Regions from separate parts of the Homo sapiens genome. Here region 1 is linked to region 2. The links are chromatin loops, found by intact Hi-C in ENCODE. Cell type or tissue: HCT116. All regions are shown on one strand. Links, peaks and the distances in the headings refer to the core of each region. The heading gives the core; the rest is flanking DNA.

Evidence for each region. A loop is a pair of places that touch in the nucleus more often than their neighbours do. Peaks named below come from ENCODE experiments on the same cell type or tissue, not always from the same donor. Only the 100,000 strongest peaks of a DNase experiment are listed, where the experiment ranks them.
Region 1: it touches region 2 in a loop (2.5-fold over the local background); 7 of 110 quality-filtered maps call a loop at or near these places.

What each region holds. Positions count from the first base shown.
Region 1 is chr2:179,930,475-179,942,478 of GRCh38, reverse strand. It overlaps LOC124900526 (small nucleolar RNA SNORA43), which reads left to right and starts at 7,941; the gene lies at 7,941-8,078. In HCT116, for the core only: a CTCF peak has its summit at 5,620 (motif pointing right); a DNase peak (open chromatin) is centred at 5,638.
Region 2 is chr2:179,416,152-179,428,155 of GRCh38, reverse strand. No RefSeq gene overlaps it. Among named protein-coding and RNA genes, the nearest start is that of SESTD1, 160 kb to the right of the region's middle. In HCT116, for the core only: CTCF peaks have their summits at 5,706 and 5,910 (motif pointing left); a DNase peak (open chromatin) is centred at 5,915.

The DNA.
Region 1 (12,004 bases), core at 751-8,750, 520 kb before region 2:
AAAGAGACTAATTAGGCTCAGGCCACAAAGTTGATAAGTAGCAGTATTTAACTCAGATCATCTTCATTCCAAAGCACAACTGGAGGATGAATAAAAGCCAGAGAGAAGGATTTGAGAATCAGCTCTGTCTCCTAGCAGCTGTGTGAACTTAGGCAAATTATTTCACTTTTCTGACCTTCTGATTCACCTTTAAAATACTTTTGTCTACCTTACACAGTTGTAGTGATTATTATATGAAATAATGAAGTCAAAGGCCCTAGAATACCATGTAACACAGTGGGCATTTAGCAGAGTTCTTTTTCATAGCATACAGCAAAGATGTGGAAGAAAATTCAGGCTCATCAACTGGTTCATTGATTGCTTCATTCCATCTGTAATGCCATTTATAGTTGAAAAAAACCAGAATCGTGTTAAAGTAGCACAGCAAAATGAATTGATTGTTTTGGAGTTAAGGTGTGACAGAGTAATTATCCATCACTTCTATCATAGTACCTGTTTCCCAGATGTACGTATCCTGTTAGCTCAAGCAACCTACTTCCTGTGTCTTATACCACTACTTCACATTTCTCAAATGTATTATCAGAAACAAAGGTTTTGGCTATCCCAGATAGTTATGAGTGAGGTTTTTATTCTTGACTTGCTTTGTTTACACCATTTTGATTTTGACTTAACTGACGTGTAATCCCCCCCCCCAAAAAATTCATAGATTAGCAGATTAAAGTCTTCCCCATAGATTTTTTTAGAATCCTGATGCCTTTGTTTTCCAATCCAATTCTCACTTCTTCCAATATAGTCAAATGTCTTTTCTGTCTGATCTTTCAAGTTCTTTCATTCTGTTCTGTGTATATTCCACGGAATATTTATTCAGCCAAGCAAACTTTAACACCCACTGATACTTTAGGAGAGAGCTCAGAGTGCCCAATGTGACATCTTGGAAACCTGTTCCCTTAACATGGACATTTTCACATTACACACTTTGAAACACTCATTGAAACATCTCCAAATGGTGTTCCTGGCTCTCATTGTGATGTCTTGTGTCCCCTCAACCTTGAATATGCTCTACAACTTCCATTTATACTCACCCACATATTACTAAACCTCATTAAAAACCTCTGAGTCTGTTGCATATCTCCAATTAGAACTTCAGTTTCTTGAAGTTGGTTAATTGCATCTATGCATTTTATGTTTACTAGACATAAAAATGAAGACAAGTCTCTACCACTCCCACCTTCCCCTCCCGCCACCCAAAGTTCATGATTTATGGCAAGAAACTAAGCTATTGAGTTCATCTCAGATCATCTTAGGCACAGGTAAGAGGCAATGAGATAACAACCCAAAGTCACACAGAGGTGTGCATGTCCGTGTATTTACTGCGGAAAAGAGCACAAGTTCCTGTGGCTGAAATGGAGGTATCTGCTTTTAGGAAAAGACTCAGATTTCATATAGGGTAACTTAGTACCATTTAATTTGAATACTATTTGGCAACTGCAAATTAAGTCTGACTGGATTTTTAATCTTACCATTACCCCTTTCTGGCTGTTGACATTTAGGCAGGTCTTTGAACCTCTTAGTTTTTTACCTGTACAATGGTACAATTATAGCACCTCCCTCAAATGGTGGGTGATCTCTGTGGCATACTTAGTGCCTGCAACTAAGTGCTCAGTGTGCTATTATTGCTGTTACTGGTTTTATTCTTAACCATTTTCATTAAAGCTGACATAATACCATTAGACCAGGAATTGCAAACTCTAATACCTACAGGGGCCAGGTGAAAATCACAAATGAGACAAATTGGGTAGTGAACTGGAGTCATTTAAAGGCAGCACCATTTACTCAGCTTCATCCAATTCTGCCTGTTAAAATGAAGACAAGGTTGACCATCTCCCTGGTATTTGAAAGAATTAAATAATCCGAATTTTTATGGAGCTTCTGATTTTTAAATGTTGACTATTAAATAGGCCAGAATTAAGCTGTCCAAACAAAATGATCTACAGGCAAACTAACTTTACAGTAGCTAATTTGTGACTCCACTCTAGACCCTCAAAAACTATTACTTAATTTTGGAATGGCACTGTTAGACATAGAAGGTCATTTTTTGGTTTCTGCTCCTCATAGAGTGGGAAGATAAGGTCCTTCATCTTTCTTGAAACACCTTTTACTTTGCTAACCTCAGTAATCCCCGCTAGCTAAATTGCTCTAAAACTTTTGTCAAGTTTTAGTTCTGCATTTCATTGGCCTACTCCCTCCTTGTAATCCAGGGATGTAAAATACAATTCGTTTTTCCTAAAATCTGCATATTTTCTAATCTCCTGCAATTGGTTCCACCAATCTCCCATCACCTGAGTTTTCATTGCTAGTCTATATCCAAATCACCAAATTGCTTTGGAAAACTTTGGCATGCACCCCTATCTTCCCACACAAACTGCTGTCACCATAGTTCTGGCCCTTTTTACTTTTTCTTTTCTGTTTCAACTGTTAGACAATAGTTTATTGTTTATCTCTGCTGTGTGTCATATACTATGCTAGTTGCTGAGGATATAGCCATGAGCAACGGGGACCTCTTCTCAGTTGAGCCTAAATTATTACAGGAGGAAGCAGAAAATAGTCAAGTTTTTTAAAAAATAAAAACTTATACTTTGAAAAATGTTAGCCATTCAGAAAAGCTGAGAGACCACTTAGGTATCATCTACCTAGATTCAGATTAATCGAAAGCATTATTTTCATCTTGTCACTGCCTTATACATTGAAGCAATGACTCTTCCAGCCCATAGGATAAATGTAAATTTCCACCCTGTTACTTTAGTTTCTTTAAAGTCCAAGTTCAACCTGTGTTTTCTTAATGTTTGCTCTAGGAGCTGCCATCCTTTAAGCAAGACGATGTGACAGGCTTGTCAGTGTCTGATTTTTACAGGAACAACTGTAAGGTAAGAGATATCCCAATTTTACAGCTTGCACGCTGGTGTTTACCCAGCTAAGACATGGCAGAGCCAGGACTGCATCAGCCACGTGATCCCGCTTGACAAATGAAAACGTTTTTTGCTGATTGCCTTGCTGCACAAACACTGCTGGACAGGGCTGGTTATTTACTGTCCTGAAAAGACATTGTTCTTTCTCATCTCTGGATGTCTGCCTCCAGTGTACCCTCCACTTGAAATATCCTTTTCTGTTTGCCTATCCAAATCTTTCAAAATTCAGCACATCTTCCTTGCTACTCTCATAAAAGTAAGCAATTCAAGCCCCATGTGTTAAAAGACCCTGTAATCAGTACTTAATGCATTGTGTATTGAGATCATTTTTATCATTTATCCTTTTTTTAAAATTTCAGCTTTTATTTTATTTTATTTTATTTTTTTCGAGACAGAGTCTCACTCTGTCGCCCAAGCTGGAGTGCAGCGGTGTGATCTTGGCTCACTGCAACCTCCGCCTCCCAGGTTCAGGTGGTTCTCCTGCCTCAGCCTCCCAAGCAGCTGAGATTACAGGCATCTGCCACCATGTCTGGCTAATTTTTGTATTTTTAGTAGAGATGGGGTTTCACCACGTTGGCGAGGCTGGTCTCAAACTCCCGACCTCATGATCTGCCTGCCTCGGCCTCCCAAACTGCTGGGATTACAGGCGTGAGCCACCCTGACTGGCCTCAGCTTTTATTTTAGATATGGGGATACACGTGTAGGACTGTTACATGGGTATGTGAGACCCAGGTAATGAGCTAGTACCCAATAGGTAGTTTTTCGACTTATGCTGCCATCCCCATCCCCTCCCTCCCCTCTCTAGTAGTCTGTGGTGTCTATTGTTCCAATGTTTATGTCCATATTAGCTCCCACTTACGACCGAGAAATGTGGTATTTGGTTTCTGTTCCTGTTATCTGCTTAGGATAATGGCCACTGGCTGCATCCATGTTGCGACAAAGGACATAATTTCATTTTTTATGGCTGTGTAATATTCCATGGTGTGTGTGTATCATGTTTGTTTTATCCAATCCACCATTGATGGACACCTAGGTTGATTCCACATCTTTGCTGTTGTGAATAGCATGGTGATGATGATATGAGTGTGTGTGTCTTTTTGGTATAATAATCTACATTATTTTGGGCATATATACCCAGTCATGGGATTGCTGGGCCAAATGATAGCTCTGTTTTATGTTCTCTGAGAAATCTCCAAACTGCTTTCCACAGTGGCTGAAGTAATTTACGTTCCCACCAACAGTGTGTAAGTGTTCTGTTTTCTCAGCCTCGTCAGCACCTGTTGTTTTTTTTTTACTTTTAATAATAGCCATTCTAACTGGTATGACATGGTATCTCATTGTGGTTTTGATTTGCATTTCTCTGATGATTGTGATATGGAGCATTTTTTTCATGTTTGTTGGTCACTTGAATGTCTCCTTTTGAGAAGTACCTGTCCATGTCTTTTGCCCATTTTTTAATGGGGTTATTTATATTTTGCTTGTTGATTTGTTTAAATTCCTTATAGATTCTGGATATTAGACCTCTGTCAGATGCATAATTTGTGAATATTTTCTCCCATTCTATAGGTTATCTGTTTACTCTGTTGATGATTTATTTTGTTCAATAAATGGTGCTGGGATAACTGGCTAGCCATATTCAGAGGAATGAAACTAGACTCTTACTTTTTACAAACTTTTTTACAAAAATTTTGCAAAAATTACCTAAAGATGGATTAAAGATTTAAGTGTAAGACCTCAATTTATAAACGTCCTAGAAGAAAAGCTAGGAAACACCCTTATCATTTATCTTACCCCCTCAAGCAGATTATACAATCATTGGGGGCAGGGGTTTTGTCTTAAACATTGCCTTTCCCTCTGCATCTTGCCATAGGCCAGAGTTTCTTAACCTCAGCACTGTTGACATTTTGCACCAGTTGATTATTTGTTGTATGGGGCTATCCTATGCAACATGGGATATTCAGCAGTGATCCTGGCATTACCTGCTAGATGCCAAGAGTACAAATCTCCCAGTCCTGTAGTACATCTCCAGATACTGCCAATTATGCCCTGGGAGGAAAGATTGTCCCAGTTCATTACCATTGTCATAGACCTAACATTTAGGAATTACTCCAGTGGATGGCAATGATGGTGCTTGTCCTACACAGCATCACTTTTGTATACTCAAATAAAGCTCTGTAGACTTATATTGCCCTCTTGTTTTTGTGAGGACAAAATTTGTTTTAAATGAGGAACTCATTTAATAGAGTGGTGTACAGCAATGTTCCAACTGTTTTTATTTGTCAAGATACTTTGATATTCTAGGGAAATAAGTAGGTTTTCTGCAAATATAAGCATTATTATTTGCCTGTTAATATGATTGTCCCATACAGGTTCTGGTTTCTTACTGTAGCTGTAACCAACTTTTATCTGAGGGACAACTAGCTGTGACTATTGAATTATTTTAATGCTATGTTAGAGAATTAGATAATTAGGTTATCTAATACCTGAATACCTTCATTTTGTTATGTCTGTATTTTTTAATGTTTTAATAGACTTAATTTTTTAAAGCAATTTTAGGTTCACAGCAATATTGAGCAAAAGGTACAGAGATTTCCCAGGTACGCTTTGCTCCTTACGTGTGCATAGCCTCCCCATTATCAACAACCCCCACCAGGGGGTGCATTTGCTACAATTGGCAAACCTACATTGACACATCATCACCCAAAGTCCATAGGTTACCTTGGAAGGTTCACTCTTGCAAGAACCTTAATTTTTTTTTTAACCATCTTTTTATTTGTAAAGACAGGGTTTTGCTATGTTGCCCAGGCTGGTCTCAAACTCCTGGGCTCAAGTGTTCCCCCCGCCTCAGCCTCCCAAGTAGCTAGAACTGCAGGCACATACCACCTCACACAGCTAACACCTTAATTTTTGATCAGACACTTCAGTGACAGTCAAGTGGTTGTTAAAGTGAATTACCTAGTTGTTTTATCAGTAATTTCATGGATTACGATACCTAAAAGATTGAGCAAATGAGATTGAATCAACTGCAAGTCAGCTTCTCTCCTGGTAACAGGAAATCCTGGAATGAGTATCTTTGGTATGAGTTAGGAGTCATTGTGAGTTCCATTCTTTATATAGCACCCTATTTTGTTTAACCATAGATCTTCCCTGCCCTAAAACTATTTTTGTGACTAATATATGTGAAGCCCCTGTGAGAGCTGTACTGAACATTTGCTGCTTTTTTGTCTGAGGATTGTTCCTCTCTCTGATGAAATGATTCTAGTGAACCAGCTAACAAAATAACTTTCTGGCCTGGCCACTCCTAGTACCCCATTCCCCTGGGCACTGTAATTGGTTCAGGAAGGAGCATATGACCTAAGCTGGGCCACAAGGAGTTCTTCTCTCGTAGTTTTTCAATTTGGCCATGAAACACATGGCCATGTCTAAAGGCATAGCAGAGCAGGAAGGGTGTTTATTGCAGCTGGAGCAGTCACTGACCCATAGAAAAAGGTAGGGTGCAGTAGGAGAGGATTAGTGCAGCTCAAAAGGAAGCAGGGCCCAGAGAGAGGAGCAGAATCTGAACAATTTTGTTTGAGTCCCTGAATTGAGTTGTGGCTGAAGTTAGCCTCCCAGTTATATGAGCCAATGAATCCTCTTTCTACTTAAGCTACTTTGGTTTGGATTGGTACCACTTGCACTAAAAGTATCTGTATTAATTCAAGGATTTTCCTGTTGATGGATAGTTTGAATCATTTGGTACAATCAGCTATTCCCACCATCCTATACTTTTGCTTGCATACTTCTGCTTGCAGCTCTTTAACTGTAGATGGAAATAAGTACAGACTCAATAAAGATGCCTATGGAAAAAATACAATAAAGGACCTTTGGGTGTCTCTTAATATTTTATGGAAACATCTAAATGAGAGATTTTTAGATGAGGTTGATTGTTTCACTAGAAATCACTGCTCCATTTTTATAAATTACAGAGAATCTCTCCTTTAACAGCACCCTTCCTGGGCTTTGAAATGCACTGCACAGGTGCAACAATTCAATTCACAAACAAAAATTGGTTTTATATTACCAGTGAGAAGGACTAAGCATAGCTATTTTGGGAGTTGTAATACCTCCTTTAAGCCACAAAGATACTTGAGCACATTACCTTAACAACCAATGTATTCTGGAGATCATTTTAGAATATGAAATACTGAACAGCAGGAACGTTGTGAACATTTTCAATCTTCTTACACAATATAAATGTAGTCTGAAAATCCCATTATACACAAGTACAACAAATACATACAGACCCTTAAAATACAGGAAAGAATGTGAAAAATAAGTATTATCACCATTCCTCAAGTTTCTAGAACAATTTTACTCTTCTCCTTAATATAATTTTTTGTCCAGAAAAGGGAAAGACTAAACTCATGGATAGTTATCCAAAGGAGAGAAGAGAAAATTGTTTGTGGTAAATGAAAGATGCTGCCTACAGTAGCACAAATAATCCCATTCATGGCTACCAGCTTGCTACGCATTGCTTACTTATGCTGCAGGCAACTATTGTTGAAATGACAGGAGGACAGGAAGGCATGAGAAAGGGGCAGACAGCTACTGATGAAAGAGTCATCAACTACTGTAGATACTTCTTGGAGATTGGAAGTTGAATTTTACATTTCTTTATATCCCCAGGTTTAATAAAAAAATTGCTTGTAGGTGTTCAATAAACATTTGATGAATGAATGGGGAACAGTTCAGTTATTTTCCTTGAATCCTAGGCAGGATGATTTGATACACTTTGGATTCTTGAGGTTTTATGAAATTTTAAATGCAAGGCAAACTACTATTTACCCAATTGAAGTCCAAATGTAAGCATTTTATGGTAAACCAGGAGAAAGTAGAAGGCAAAAATGCATTAGCTTAAAACCTAGGACACCAAAATGAAGATCAAATGTATGCATGAAAGTGTGTTAAAGAAAATCATTGCCCTGCCCTGCAGATGCTATCCTGGACTTGCCAGCCCCATAGACACAGTTGCTGTGCTGTGCCTGTACTATTGGAGCAAAGAAAAAGTGGCTATTTCTATGCTCAGTGTTCACAAACCAGTGAGCACTAAGAATGGTTTATAGCCTGACATTTCTTAGAAAAGAAGAAGAAGAAAACTGTTGCATAGTATCAGCTAAATTTGGACATAAATGTTTCCTATGATTCAGTAATTCTTTTTTTTCTTTTTCTTTTTTTTTTTTTTTTTGAGGCACCATCTCGGCTCACTGCAACCTCCACCTCCTGGGTTCAAGCACTTCTCCTTCCTCAGCCTCCTGAGTAGCTGAGATTACAGGCATCTGTCATCACACCTGGCTGATTTTTGTATTTCTTTTAGATACGGGGTTTTACCATGTTGGCCCAGCTGGTCTCAAACTCCTGACCTCATGATCCACCCGCCTCAGCTTCCCAAAGTGCTGGGATTACAGGCGTGAGCCACTGTGCTTGACCTGATTCAGCAATTCTACTCTTAGATATTTATTCAATAAAAATGTGCACACAGGTGCAACAAAAGAAATGCACAACAGCCAAAATTGAAAATAACCCAAACATTCAAATTTGTGTTATATTCATGCAATGGAATATACTATACAGTAATGAAAGTGATAAAACCACAGCTACATGCAATAACATGAATGTGTCTAACAAGCATATATGCTGAATACAGAAGTCAGACAAAGGAATGCACATTATACGATCCCATCTACACGAAGTTGTAAAACAGGCAAAACTAATAGAGTCAGAATAGTGGTTACCTTTGAGAAGGAGAGTGGGGTAATGTTGAAGAAGGGATAAATGTTGGGAAAAAACTACTGGGGTGTCAGTAATATTCTCTTCTCAGACATAAGTGTTGGTTACACAAGTGTATTCATTTTACATTGAATTGTGAATCCTTAGGATTTGTACACCTTCTGTTCAGTAGAAATAGCAAAAGAAGCTATCTAAAAGTCTCCTAGAATAACCTTTGCTTTTGACCTTCTTTTCAACTCAAATACAGCTGAAATTGTTGCCTCATCTTAACTGTAGACAAAGATGCATGAAGTGGGAGATTATAACATGGCCACAAATTTCTCTAATTCCTCTTATCATCAAGAGATATACTCCTTATCATCAAGAGATATACTCCTTATCATCAAGAGATATACTCCTTCACTTCACCCTTGGTACCAAAATAGATACCCAATACCAAATCTGAGTTTTTATCTGAACCATAATTAGAATTTCAACTTTTTTACCCCAGGAATATTTTTTCACACCTCTGTGAGAGGTTTAAATCCAGCATATGACTTAATTTGACCAATGGAACATTAGCAAGTATGATGCATGCAGAAGCTCGAATAGTTCTTGTGCATAGAGGATTGGCCTCTCCTGATGCTGGATATCCTTTCGTCACCAAGAGAATGAGCCCCAGTTAGCTTGCTGGATGATGAGAGATCATGGCCATTTTTCTAACCAACATTGGGCCAACTGCCACACACAGTAGTAAACCCACTTCAGACCAGTCAGCCTGCCAAGTGCCAGAAATGTGAGTGAGCCTTGAGCTGTCTGGCACTGACCAGAAGGACACCCAGCCAACTCTCAGAACTTCAAGAACTAATAAATGTTTGCTCTTTTAAGCCACTAGTTTTAGAGTATTTATTAATAGTTTGCTACACAACAAAAGCTGTCTGATACAAAAAATAATCCCTGAACTTTTTGCACAGCAACTAGTGTAACACCGCATAATGTTATAAACTTAAATTTATTTAATCATGAGAGAGATTTCTTCTTCTGGTCTTTTCTCCTAAGTAGTCAGTTTTGCAACCTAAAACCTCAATATTTAGCTTCACAAATGTTAAATGTTTAAAATGCCTCTTTCATTGTTTTTGTCATTGTCAGTTTTGTTTTGTTTTATATATTAGCCTCTTTGAAGGCTTCAGGAATGACCTTCAGATATGTTAAGGTTTTCCCTGAAAGCCATGGTATTACTGTTTCTATCACCATGGTTTAGAAAATAACCGTCAAAACTTGTTCAGCAGCTGCATGATTTCTTTTTAATGGATACATTTTCTGTCAGAGAAATGTTGAACAAATTGGCTATGGAGGGTTGTGGAATCTCCTATAAGCCTTTGAAAGAAAGAATTCTCTCTTATTTGAGCATGTAAGGCATCTCCTGTTTGTTTGAGCTCTTGGTCCCTACTGACCCTATGGTTTTATTGTATGCCAAAATGCAACATAAAGAAGAAGGCCAAGGCTGGGCACAGTGGCTCACGTCTGTAATCCCACCACTTTGGGAGGCCAAGGCAGGCAGATCACCTGAGGTCAGGAGTTCGAGACCAGCCTGGCCAACATGGTGAAACCCCATCTCTAGTAAAAATACCAAAAATTAGCCAGGCGTAATGGTGGGCACCTGTAATCCCAGCTACTCAGGAGGCTGAGACAGGAGAATCTCGTGAACGCATGACGTGGAGGTGCAGTAAGCTGAGATCATGCCAGCCTGGGCAACAAGAGCAAAACTCTGTCTCCAAAAAAAAAAAAAAAAAAGAAAGAAGAAGAAGAAGAAGAAGAGCATCTCTGCAGTGTAGCAGGACTGCTGTCCTACCAATTAAGAACATTAATTTTTATAATGTTCTTAACTCTAAGAGACTTGTGGTTCATAATCTGGGTTTTTAGGAGAATCCTCTGTATAATCAATCAGCTCTGTTGGCTGTGTCATTGTAGGCGATGCCCCTATCTCTTGGTTACTGTTCATCTGGTGTGTATTACTGATCAGAAGTGTAGGGTGGAGGAGATTCTGGTGAATGGTTAACATACTATATGGACACAATAAAAAACCCAACCTAAGTATATGCTCTACTGATAGAGGCGCAATAGTATCACCTTTAAAAAACAACTAGGAGTAGTGTAGGGAATGCTGCTATCTTGCTTTTCTGTTGGTCTCAAGTACTTTAATCTGAAAAGGGTAAAAACAAGTTTATGTGGTGGATGTTTTGAAATATTAAGTGATACGGTTCTCTTTCTCCTTCCATCTCCCCATTATTTTCTATTACCCAGTACTCCCTTTCTGCTTTTAAGTTATTAGACAGGGGGCCACATTGTGCTCACTGGGAGATGTCCCTATAGAACCAGAGAACAAAGATGTCAAGTCTTGGCTTTTGAGTTTCAAAAGCTGTAGTACAAGAGTAAGTCAGAGATACCTGGAGAAGAATGTTATGAGGCAGAATTCATTTTTATAACTCCAATTTAAGATAAGATTTCTCTAAACTTCAAGGGAGAACAGATGACCCCATATAAATTTGAAGTTGTCAAAGTTAATGCTATGGTTTGGCTGTGTCCCTACCCAAATCTCGAATTGAATTGTATCTCCCAAAATTGCCACATGTTATGCGAGGGACCCAGGGGGAGGTAATTGAATCATGGGGGCCAGTCTTTCCCCTGCTATTCTCGTGATAGTGAATGTGTCTCACCAAGATCTGATGGGTTTATCAGGGGTTTCTGCTTTTGCCTCTTCCTTATTTTTCTCTTGCTGCCACCATGTATGAAGTGTCTTTCACCTCCTGCCATGATTCTGAGGCTTCCCCAACCATGTGGAACTATAAATCCAATTAAACCTCTTTTTATTCCCAATTTTGGGTATGTCTTTATCAGCAGCGTGAAAACAAACTAACACAGTAAATTGATACCAGTAGAGTGGGGCATTGCTGAAAAGATACCTGAAAATGTGGAAGCGACTTTGGAACTGGGTATCACGTAGAGGCTGGAACAGTTTGGAGGGCTCAGAAGAAGTTAGGAAAATGTAAGAAAATTTGAAACTCCCTAGAGACTTGTTGAATGGCTTTGACCAAAAGCCTGATAATGATATGGACAATAAGGTCCAGGCTGAGGTAGTCTCAGATGGAGATAAGGAACTTGTTAGGTACTGGAGCAAAGGTGACTCTTGACTTTTGTTATGTTGTAACAAAGAGACTGGTGGCATTTTACCCCTGCCCTAGAGATCTGTGGAACTTTGAACTTCAGAGAGATGATTTAGGGTATCTGGCGGA
Region 2 (12,004 bases), core at 2,358-10,357:
TAAAACTAATTAAATCAACACTCTCCATTACCACTCTTGCTATTTCCCCAGAATAAGTTGTCACTCTCTCTAAGAAAAAGAATTTTTTCCCCAAGGCTGTTTTAAAATGATAATACAACCTCTGCTACAAACGCAGGAGGGCTGGCAATAAGATGTGCAAACCTACCTTTCTAAATTTAATTAAACTCATGTAGCAAGGATGTCTTTTGGAGCCATAGTTTTCTATTGGGTTCAGGCATATTTAGGCATATTTGGAGAATTTGCAGGGAGGAATCTCTTTGCAGAGCAGAGCAAATGGCCTTCTCTCACAGTCAGCTGTCCCAAAGAGGAAGGGCCCAAAGGACCCCTGGCAAGTGAGGAAGCAGCTATGGGTTGAGAAGCTTAACCTGATAGCAAAGCCTTGGAGGGGGAGACAGTCCTTAATCTTTTTGGCTCATAGACCCCTTTGAGAACCTGCTGAAAGTATTGGTATTGGACCCTGTCCAATACCACAGAAAACATTTACCTATGCATTTGCAACACTCAATTTCTTATACCACACCAGATGTATTCTCAGATTCCAGCAAACCCATCTGTGGATCACCACTGATGGTTCTGTGGACTCAGGGAAACACTTTCCTTAGAGTTTCTGCTTCTCAAGAATTAACTGGAAATAGCTCAGCATCCCTACCCTGTCTCCAGCCCACTTCCCTGGATGCAGGTCTGGTCCTGGACAGAAAGGAGGCCACTGTTCTCAATTCAGTAGCACTGGCCACCAAGTGACACTGCTTTGGCCTCCTGTGTCTGGATTCATTCCAAGGAGAAAGATTTGGTCTCCCCCACTTCACCTCAGGCACTCGTAGGACAGCCACCAGAAGTGGACATCTATGCCCAGCAGAGAGGTGGGACAGTGCACGTGCCATGGAGGTGCCACACATGTGGAACACTTCTGGGAGAACCCACCAAAGCCTGGGGAGCTGGGGACTCACCCAGGCAAGGGCACCTGCACCAAGCCAACCAAATGTGAGTATAATGGTACAGTGATCTCATTTGTACATTATACCTGATAATTACCTCCTTTACATCATTATTTGGGATTTGGTACTGGACAATGTTAGTCTAAGATACAGGGGCATTTCTGGAGTAAAGTTCTTTCAAAACTTCAGTTTATTACAACTAATTATTTTTTTAGCATTTATTTATTTCATATTGTCATGACGGTTAAACACTGAAAGCATCCCTTGAGGCAGACATCTCCGAACACAACTCTGAGAAGGGTGGTGGAGTAAGTGGCTGTGTTTCCAAGGTGAGAATACTGAAGGGCTAGGCATGTAGATAAGTGTGTTGGAGGGGATGGGAGTGGGAGGCAGTCTTGGATAATACATGCAGATGTTCCCCCTGGTCCAGTGGTAGGAAGCTGCACTGACTTGCTGAATCTTAGGAATATATCTGCACCCAAAAGCAGGCTCAGTACTTGAGAGATTGTTGTCTTTTTGCTTCTATATTCATGTATTTACCTCTTCTAGTCTACTGGCATTTTGTTTCTTTCAATGTATTGAACTACCTTATAAAGGTGTTGGCAAAAAACAGAATTACAACAAAATTATTAGAATCTATGCTTTCCATATAATGGTGGGGGATGTTGCAGGGGTGCTGCTATCAATATCTTAAATAGAACAAATTAATATTCAATGACTAAAATAGAACAAATTTAGACTCTACTTTAGGTCACCTGTAAACTTGAGCAAGTCAGTTAACCCGTCCTGTTCCCTTAGACGCAAAATAGGATTTCAGCTAGATTATCTCTAATGTACATTCTGTTGAAAAATATTATTCATGCCTGTAATCCCAGCACTTTGGAAGGCCAAGGTAGGAGGATCACTTGAGCCTAGAAGTTTTGAAACCAGCCTGGGAAACATAGGAAGACTCTGTCTCTACAGAAAATTTTAAAATCAGCCAGTTGAGCATACCTATAGCCCCAGCTGCTCAGGAGGCTGGGGTGGGAGGATCACTTGAGTCTGGGAGGTCAAGGTTGCTGTGAGTCATGATCCTATCACTGCACTCCAGCCTGAGCAACAGAGTAAGACCTTGTCTCAGAAAAAAATAGTACTGTAGATATAACCATGATCATAATACCTTGATTTTGTATGGATCTTTGATACTCACAGAGCACTTTCTTTACTTTAATGTAGCTTATTTAGTGGTTGAGAACATAGGTTCTGGAGGCAGACTGCCTGTCTGGAACTTCTGGTTCCACCACCTACTGTGTGGCCTACAGCAAAGTATTAACCTCTCTGTGCCTTGGTTTCCTCATCTGTAAGTGACAATAATAATTCCTTCCTCATAGGATTGATATGAGGATTAAATGAATTGTCGCATACAATGAGCTTAGAACAATGCATGGTATATCACAACTGCTCAATAAATATAAATGTTAATTGTATTTATTTAAAAACTTAATATGTGAGTTGGTGCTTTCTTTTAATTTTTCATTTGATTTACCTCTTTTGCTTTTTTCTTATACATCTTTTTTACTCCATTTAATCTCTTGTGAAATAATTTAATATGGTCAACAAATTTGAATTTGTGATGGCCAACTTAAGGGCATCCTTTAGTTGTGTGCTGAGATACTGTTTAAAGCTGATACTCATTGAGATGTCATTTGAAACTATTCTTTTCTCCCACTTGTACCAGTCATATGTCTCCAAGTGTCTTAAGTAGTTTATTTTGCTCATAAATAGAATCCATCCAATAGTTCAACTTATTTATGGAACCCACCGACTCTTCCATGAAGGTAAGATGGCTAAGCACCTATAAAGTGACATTTAAGGGTCACTAAGAAGCTGCCTATTTCAAATAGGTCCCACTAACCACCTCATCCTTCTATCGGCATCAGTGTTTCTTTCTCTTCCTATTTTGTCTGAAACAAACACTGTGACTGCTTTGGTGACTAAGGTATAACTTACTGCTTTGGGGCAATAGGGAAGGTACTGCTTCTAGAAAGTACAAGCACTGTACACACAACATTTACTTTTCAAGGCATTTTAATGTGATTATTCTCATATGCACCTTCCAATGCACCTGAAGGACCAGGTAATCTTATCACAATCTACAGATGAGGAAACAGAGAAGCTGAGAGGTGGCCAAAATTACAAACATACTTATTGACTTGCTGAGCAATTAATAAGTGCTCAGCTTGGTCTTCTTTGGGGGCTTAAAATAGAAGACCTACATTTAGAGGAGTTTACAATTTAACTTTCTTTTTTTCCCTTGGAGGTTAGGAATTGTGTTTAAAATTTCTAGATTTCTAGATTAGCTGTTGCCTTGAAAAACAGAGAGAACCTACGACAGAGAACAAGAAACCAAAAACAGCTGAGTTTCAGAAAGAAAGTGAAATGGAAGAAGATACCAGTACATGATTCAAATGATCGAAACAGCCAACAGTGATGGTCTTTAGTAATGCAGAACTAAGATGAAAAAGCAGCTGAGGAAAAATGGGCCCTGAATGCAGGGTTAGATTCCCGATAATTCACTGAAAATAAGTAAAACCAACAGTGGTCAGTTTGTCCTGGGACCAGCCCTAGATCTCACACAGCCCATGATATTATAAAGACAAGGATCTCTAGATGCTGAATTACACATAGCAACTGGAACTTCCTCATTCTGAGTGGAGGATCAGATGAGGGCGTATTCATCATCAGGAAAACTGCTCCCTGATATTGTCATAAAGTCGTGTGAGATTTTATTTATTTATTTTTTACAGTTTCAGGGCTGCAAAAGCTATGAAGACATTTTAGTTCCACTCTCTTTCAAAAATTAGCAATTTATATTGCACCCTTATTTACCATTTGATTTATTTTCTCTGGCTTTCCTGCCTCATCTCGCTCCAGATCCTCTTGAGCACCTGCTTCACATCACACATTATTTCTCAAGAATATCTTGTTTAGTGCATGTCCTGCCTAGCAGTCATTTCCCCTAATTACTAATGCTGGTAATCAGCACCTGGCCATCACCTGAGACTTCCATCTCCCCATCTGTGTAGTGTAGGTATGCCTAGGCCACCACTGGCTACATTGGGTATGTGATCCAAGTTCATGCTGCTAAACTGGAGCTTGAGAAATGGAGAGAATTAGGGATCCTTCATTGGGCAGTGGTGTCCTGAAAGCATTTCCCACTAGTTGTTGTCTCTAGATCCCTGAAACTGTCCTTCCCAAGACCCAGCCTCTCATCTTTTCTTAGATTCTGTAAGTAGTTCTGTCTTCTCCTACCAATAAATTCCCATTTCCCTTTGTGCTAGCCAGGATCAATTTCTATAGCTTACATCCAAGAATTCATAACTGATACAGTGCTTCAGACACATCAGAGCAAAAAAAAATTGCTTTCCCTGTAACCATTAAGCTTTAATATGTTTAAAAATCCAAGACCTTTTGCTATGTTGAGAGACAATATGTCATATAATGAGTAAGAAGCATGCGCCCTTCCTGGTTTGAATCCAAGTTTCATCCCTCACTGTCAGTTGAGGGCACATAACCTCTCTGGTCCTCAGTTTTTCCCTCTGATAATAATAGTTTCTACCTCATTGAAGTCTTAAAGGTCTAAATGATCTAATAGGATCTTTGTATGTATTTAGTACAGCTAGTACAGAATCTAGGACTTAATAAGCTCTCAATAAGAGCATCCATTATATTTCTTGCTCTCCATATCCAGTAAGTTCATATTAAATCAGGATGAATAGGCTAAGCGTTCAGAATTTGAATAATTTCCTTTCAAGCCACTACACCAACATATTGTGTGATTTCTGTGTTGCCTCCATCTTTTTGCTATAAAATGAAGTAGAACAGATGGATTGTGAGATAATGAGTGTATAAAGCACTATGAAATCCTTAGATAAAAGGGGCCCCTGAGCATCATTATCACATGACAAGAAATCGACTGTTACTTTAGGTCAGGTTTTATATTTTTAATATATTTTAAACGCATTTCTGGGTCAACATGTGAGATGAGGAAAACAAGTGGTGTTTGAACAGAAGCTCATGAACAGTGGTATAATTACTTCCTGACCTGCACTGCCTTACTGTAGTCAACTGACTGCACAAAGAGTTTGAAAAACAAAAATCCTAATTTTTCTGAGGTTTACAATTTTTGGGACCTAGTTCTGATAAATAAGGCCATGCCAAGTCTACTTCTGTGACTTGGATAGGCTCAAGCACTTGTAAGTAAATCATAGAACATTCAGCTATTCATTTTTTAATAAACATCAAGCCAGAATCAGTATCCTTTCTCAATAGAGCTGTTTTTAGAGTATCTCAAAATTCCTTGATACTTCCAAGGACACCAACATCATCTAATTTGTGAATTGCAAAGATTATCTCCCTTTCAGTCATTACGGGGAATATAATAAAAATAACCATAATTATGCCCAATGAATGATAGACAATTCCATGGGTAGCATGGTTTGGAATTGAACCTGGATTTTAGTTGTCTCTGGCACTCATTAGCTATGTGACTTTGACAAATTACTTACATTATTTTTTTTAGTTAAACAAGATAACACATAATTTATAAGCTACTGTGTGAAAAACATCTAACCCAATATCTAGCACATAATACATATTTCTTCTCCTTAGGGCCCTGAGATAAAAGATTCTATAACCTTGGTGCAATCCTAGAGCCCTCAGGTTTTCAGGTTATTCTCTTGAGGGTTAAACTGAGTTTATAAGAACATAGGAGAGTGGTAATTTTCCTATCTGCTCCTGAGATCTCCAACGGAATTAACAGGAACTCCTGAAACTGTTTTCTTTCTCAAATTACCCACATAGGAAGTCTATATAGTAATGAGAAATAATGGGACTGAAAACGGGACCCAGGTAAACTTCTATTCCTAAATCTGCTATCAACATCTGCCGGCCAGGACGCAAGCAAACTCACAGCTTTCTGGTGCCCCCTGGAGGCTACCAACACTGTGCCTCATAATGCAAGGAACTTGTCTCTAAGGGCAAAAAAGGGAAATTCGGTCTCACTCCTACACATGTTAAAGTAAAAAAAAATAAAAAATAAAAAAATATAAAAAAATAGGAAACTTCACTACACTAAGCATTTGAAATATATTGACATTTGTAATTTTTACTACAGTCTATAAGATTGTTAAAATTATCATACCCATTTCTAGATGAAGAAGGCCAAAACCCAGAGAGGTTTACTAAGTTCACAGTGTCCCACAGTTAAATGAGTAATAGAGCTAGAATTCAAACCCAAATAGCCTGATCTAAAGCTAGACATATTAGCCATTATTTTATACCTTTAATATGGACATAGTAACCATTACTTTATAACCTTATACTTTTTACGTAGTCTTTGGATACTTTGGTTTGTATCTAAAGACTAAGTGCTAATACCTTGGAAAGTCACAAAAATATAAGGATTGGCCTATGCTTTTTACCAAAGTGTTAAACGTGTTGAAATTTCTCAGCATATTCCATGTATATAATAAATTAGGTACTAATTTTTGTTTCTTTTATTTCTGGCATATCATGTTCTGTGTATTTTTTCCCATAAAAACTAAGTAAAACAAAACAAAACAAAAAATTTTCTCAAGCTTTTGTCGTCTGATACTAAATTCATTTTTATTTTCTCATATAGAGTAGTTATCTTTATTTCTATGCTCATTAACATTCTATGTCTGAATCCTTTAGAAGAAATAATAACAAATATTGCAGACAAGGTCATAAAAATGATATTCCAGAGAAAGGCAAATCAAAACCACAATGAGACATCACTTCAAATGCGTCAGCATGGCTACTATTAAAAAAAGAGAAAATAACAAGTGTTGGTGAGGATGTGGAGAAATCGGAATCCTTATGCACTGCAGGTGGGATGTAAAGTGACATACCTGCTATGAAAAACAATTTGTCAGTTCCTCAAAAATTAAAAAATAGAAATACCATATGATCTAGCAACTCCACTTCTGGGTATATATATCCAAAAGAATTGAAAACAGGAACACAAACATATATGTATACCCATATGCATAGCAACATTATTCACAATAGCCAAAAGGTGAAAGCAACCCATATCCTTTGATGGGTGAATGGATAAACAAAATGTGGTTTATGTATACAAATGTATACACACATACATACACACACTGAAATATTATTAAGCCTTGCAAATTAAGGAAATTCTAACACATGCTACAACATGCATAAACCCTTAAAGACATTATGCTAAGTGAAATAAGCCAGTCACAAAAAGACAAATACTGTATGATTCTTCAAGTAAGGGTACTTGGAGTACTCAAATTCATACAGAAAGTAGAATGTTAGTTGCCCAGGGTTGGGCACAGAGAAAAATGGAGAATTATTGTATAATGGATACAGAGTTTCAATTGTATAAGATGAAAAATTCTGGAGAGGGATGGTGATGATGGCTGTACAACAATGTCATTGTATTTAATGCCTTTGAACTATACATTTAAAAATAGAATGGTAAATTTTATGTTATATATTTTACCATAATATTTTAAAATAAATTAATTAAGAAGACTGTTTTTTATCTTTTAAGTTCAGGGGTACATGTGCAGGTTTGTTTTATAGGTAAACTTGTATCCTGGGGGTTTGTTGTACAGATTATTTCATCACCCATGTATTTAGCCTACTACCCTTAGTTTTTTTCCTGATCCTCTCCCTCCTCCCACCCTCCACCCGCTGATAGAACCCAGTGTCTGTTGTTCCCCTTTGTGTCTATGTGCCCTCATCATTTAGCTCCCACTTATAAGCAAGAACATGGGTAATTTGGTTTCCTGTTTCTACATTAGTTTGTTAAGGATAATAGCCTCCAGCTTCAGCCATGTCCCTGCAAAGGACATGGTCTTTCTTTTTTATGGCTGCAGAGTATTCCATAGTATATATGTACCACATTTTCTTTACCCAGTCTATCATTGATGGACATTTAAGTTGATTCCATGTCTTTGCTATTGTGAATAGTGCTGCAGTGGGCATATGTGTTCATGTGTCTTTACAACAGAACAAATTATATTCCTTTGGGTATATACCTAGTAATGGGATTGCTGGGTCAAATGGTATTTCTGTCTTTAGGTCTTTGAGGTCATTGCCACACTGTCTTCCACATTGGCTTAACTAATTTACACTCCCACTAACAGTGTATAAGCGTTCCTTTTTCTCCACAACCTCACCAGCACCAGTTATTTTTTGACTTTTTAATAATAGCCACTCTGACCCTTAGATAGTATCTCATTGTGGTTTTGATTTGCATTTCTCTAATGATCAGTGATGTTGAGCTTTTTTTCATTGATTGTTGGCTGCATGTGTGTTTTCTTTTGAAAAGTGTCTGTTCATGTTCTTTGCCTACTTTTTCAGGGAGTTGTTTATTTTTTTCTTGTAAATTTGTTTGAGTTTCTTATAGATGCTGGATATTAGACCCTTGTCTGATATATAGTTTGCAAAAATTGTCTGCTATTCTGCAAGTTGCCTGTTTACTCTGTTGATACCTTCTTTTGCTGTGCAGAAGTTCTTAAGTTTAATTAGATCCCATTTGTCAATTTTTGTTTTGTTGCAATTGCTTTTGGCATCTTCGTCATGAGATCTTTGCCCATGCCTATGTCCTGAATGGTATTTCCTAAGTTATCTTCCAGGGTTTGTATGGTTTTGGGTTTTACATTTAAGTCTTTAATCCATCTTGAGTTAATTTTTGTACATGGTATAAGGAAGGGGTCAAGTTTAAATCTTCTGCATATGGCTAGCCAGTTATCCCAGCACCATTTATTGAACAGGGAATCCTTTCACCGTTGCTTGTTTTTGTCAGGTTTGTTGAAGATCAAATAGTTGCAGCATGTGGTGTTATTTCTGGGTTTTCTATTAACTGTAGTTAATACCACAATGGGCAATAGATCTCTTGAACTTATTCCTCCTACCTAACTGAAATTTTGTGTCCTTTGACAAACAGCTCCCCAGTACCCCTCCCCTCCAGCGTAAAAATGTTCACAATAACATTTTTAGGTAATCACCATTTTACTCTCTGTTTCAATGAGTTAGACTTTTTAATACTCTACATGTAAGTAAGTATTCAGCTTTCTGCATCCAGCTTATTTCAATCAACCTAATATCCTCCTAATTCATCCATGTTGTCACAAATGACAGGATTTTCTTCTTTTTAAAGGCTGAATAGTATTCCATTGTGCATATATACCACATTTTCTTATCCATTCACCTATTAATAAACACTTAGGTTGATACCATATTTTGCCTATTGTGACTAATCCTGCAATAAACATGGGAGTGCAGATATCACTTCAATATACTGATTTCATATTCTTTGAACATATACCCAGCAATGAGATTGTTAGATAATATGGTAGCTCTATTTTTAATTTTTAAAGGAACCTTCATACTATTTTCTGTAACGGCTGTGCTACTTTATATTCCCACCAACAGTATGCAAGTGTTCCCTTTTCTCCACATCCTTACCAATACTTTCTATCTTTTGTCTTTTATGTTTGTTTGTTTTCAAGAGACAAGGTCTCATTCCATGGCCCAGGTTGGAGTACAGTGGCATGATTATGGCTCACTGCAGCCTTGAACTCCTAGGCCCAAGCAATCCTCCTGCCTCAGCCTCCCAAGTAGCTAGGACTACAGGCACATGCCACGATGCCTAGGTAATTCTTTTGTCTTTTTGATAATAACCATTCTAACAGGTATGATGTAATATCTCATTGTTTTAATTTGCATTTCCCTGATGATTAGTAATGTTGAGCATTTTTTTCATATACTTGTTGGTCTTTCATATGTCTTTCTTTGAGAAATTTCTATTCAGGTGCTTAGCCCATTTTTTAATTGGATTTTTCATTTTCTTGCTATTGATCTGTTTGAGTTCCTTATATATTTTGGATATTAACCCCTTAACGGATTTATCGTTTACAAATATTTTTTCCCATTCTGTAAGTTCTCTCTTCACTCTGTTGATTGTTTCCTTTGCTGCACAGAAGATTTTTTGGTTTGATGCAACCCCCAACAGTCTATTTTTGCTTTTGTTATCTGTGCAAACATGTTACATGTTAGGGATCATATCCAAAAAAAATCTGTCTAGACCAAGGTCATGGAGCTTTTCCCCTATGTTTACTTCTAATAGCTTTACAGTTTCAGGTCTTACATTTAAATCCTTAATCTGTTTTGAGCTGATTTTTGCATATGGTGTGAGATAAGGATCTAGTTTCATTCTTCTGCATGTGGATATCTAGTTTTCCTCGGACTGTTTATTGAATAAACTGTTCTTTCCCCATTGTGTGTTCTTGGCATCTTTGTCAAAAATCAATTGACCATAAATGCATGGATTTATTTCTAGGCTCTCTATTCAGTTCCATTAATCTGTGTCTGCTTTTATGTCAGTACCATGCTGTGTTAATTATTATAACTTTAATTATCTATTTTTGTGAAACACAATCTTATGGTTTAAAACCACATGATTTGTTATTTCTTATGATCCTGTGAGTCAAGAATTTGCATGGCTCACCTGGCTTGTTCTGCATGACATGATGTCAGCTACTGAACCTGCATTTATCTGGAATCTGGACTGGGGCTGACATCTGAGATGCTCTTCCACCCCTAGCATTTCTCTCCTTGTAGCCACTAATCATTTATTAGTCCAGCCTATACTTCCTTATAGCATGGTGGCAGGGATCCAAAGGAAAAAAAAGCGGAGGTTGCCAGAACTCTTAAGAACTTGTCTTAGAAGTCCTAGAATATTATTATTTTCAGCACATCTTATTTGTAAGACTCAAGGGGAGAAAAAGTAGACTCAGCTTCTTGATGTGAGGGGCAACATACAAGAGTGGGGGAATTGCCAGCAGCTATATTTGGAGATTTTCTACCACAATAACATTTTTAGGAGATTATTTTATTTAAATTTTTTTTATTATTTTAGATTCAGGGAATACTTGTACAGATTTGTTACATGGGTATATTGTATGATGCTGAGGTTTGAGCTCCTAATGATCCCATTGCCCAAGCAATGAACATGATACCTGATAGATAGTTTTTCAAGCCTTTTCTCCCTCTCTCCTTTCCCCCTTCTGGGATCCCTGGTGTCTATTGTTTTTACCTTTGTGTTCATGTGTACCCAATGTTTAGCTCCCACTTAGAAGTGAAAATATGTAGTATTTAGTCTTCTGTTTCTGCATCAATTTACTCAGAATAACTGCCTCCAGCTGCATCGATGCTGCTGCAAAGTACATGACTTTGTTCTTTTTTATGGCTGCATAGTATTTCATGGTGTCATATGTACCACATTTTCTTTATCCATTTCATCATTGATGGACACCTGGGTTGATTCCATGTCTTTGCTATTATGAATAGTGCTGTGATAAATATGCAAATACATGTGTCTTTTTGGTAGAACAATTTATTATCTTTGGGTATATACCCAGTAATGGGATTGCTGAGTCAAATGGTAATTCTCTTTTTATTTCCTTGAGAAATCTCCAAACTATTTTCCACAGGGGCTGAACTAATTTACATTCCCACCAACAGTGTATAAGTGTTCTCTTTTCTCTGCAACATTGCTAACACCCGTTATCATTATTATTATTTTTTTTTACTTTTTAATATAAGCCATTCTAACTTGTGTGAGGTAGTATCTCATTGTGGCTTTTATTTGTATCTCTCTCATGATTAGTGATGGTCTCTATTTTTTTCATATTTCTTGGCCACTTATATGTCTGCTTTTGAAAAATATCTGTTCATGTCCTTTGCCCACTTTTTAATAGGGTTGTTTGTTTCTTGTTGATTTGTTTAAGTTCCTTATAGATTCTTGATATTAGGCTTTTTTTTTTTTTTTTTTTTGAGACTGAATCTCACTCTGTCACCCAGGCTGGAGTGTAGTGGAGCTATCTTGGCTCACTGCAACCTCCGCCTCCCAGGTTCGAGCAATTCGCCTGCTTTAGCCTCCTGAGCAGCTGGTATTACAGGCGGGCGCCACCACACCTGGCTAATTCTTTTGTATTTTGAGTAGAAAT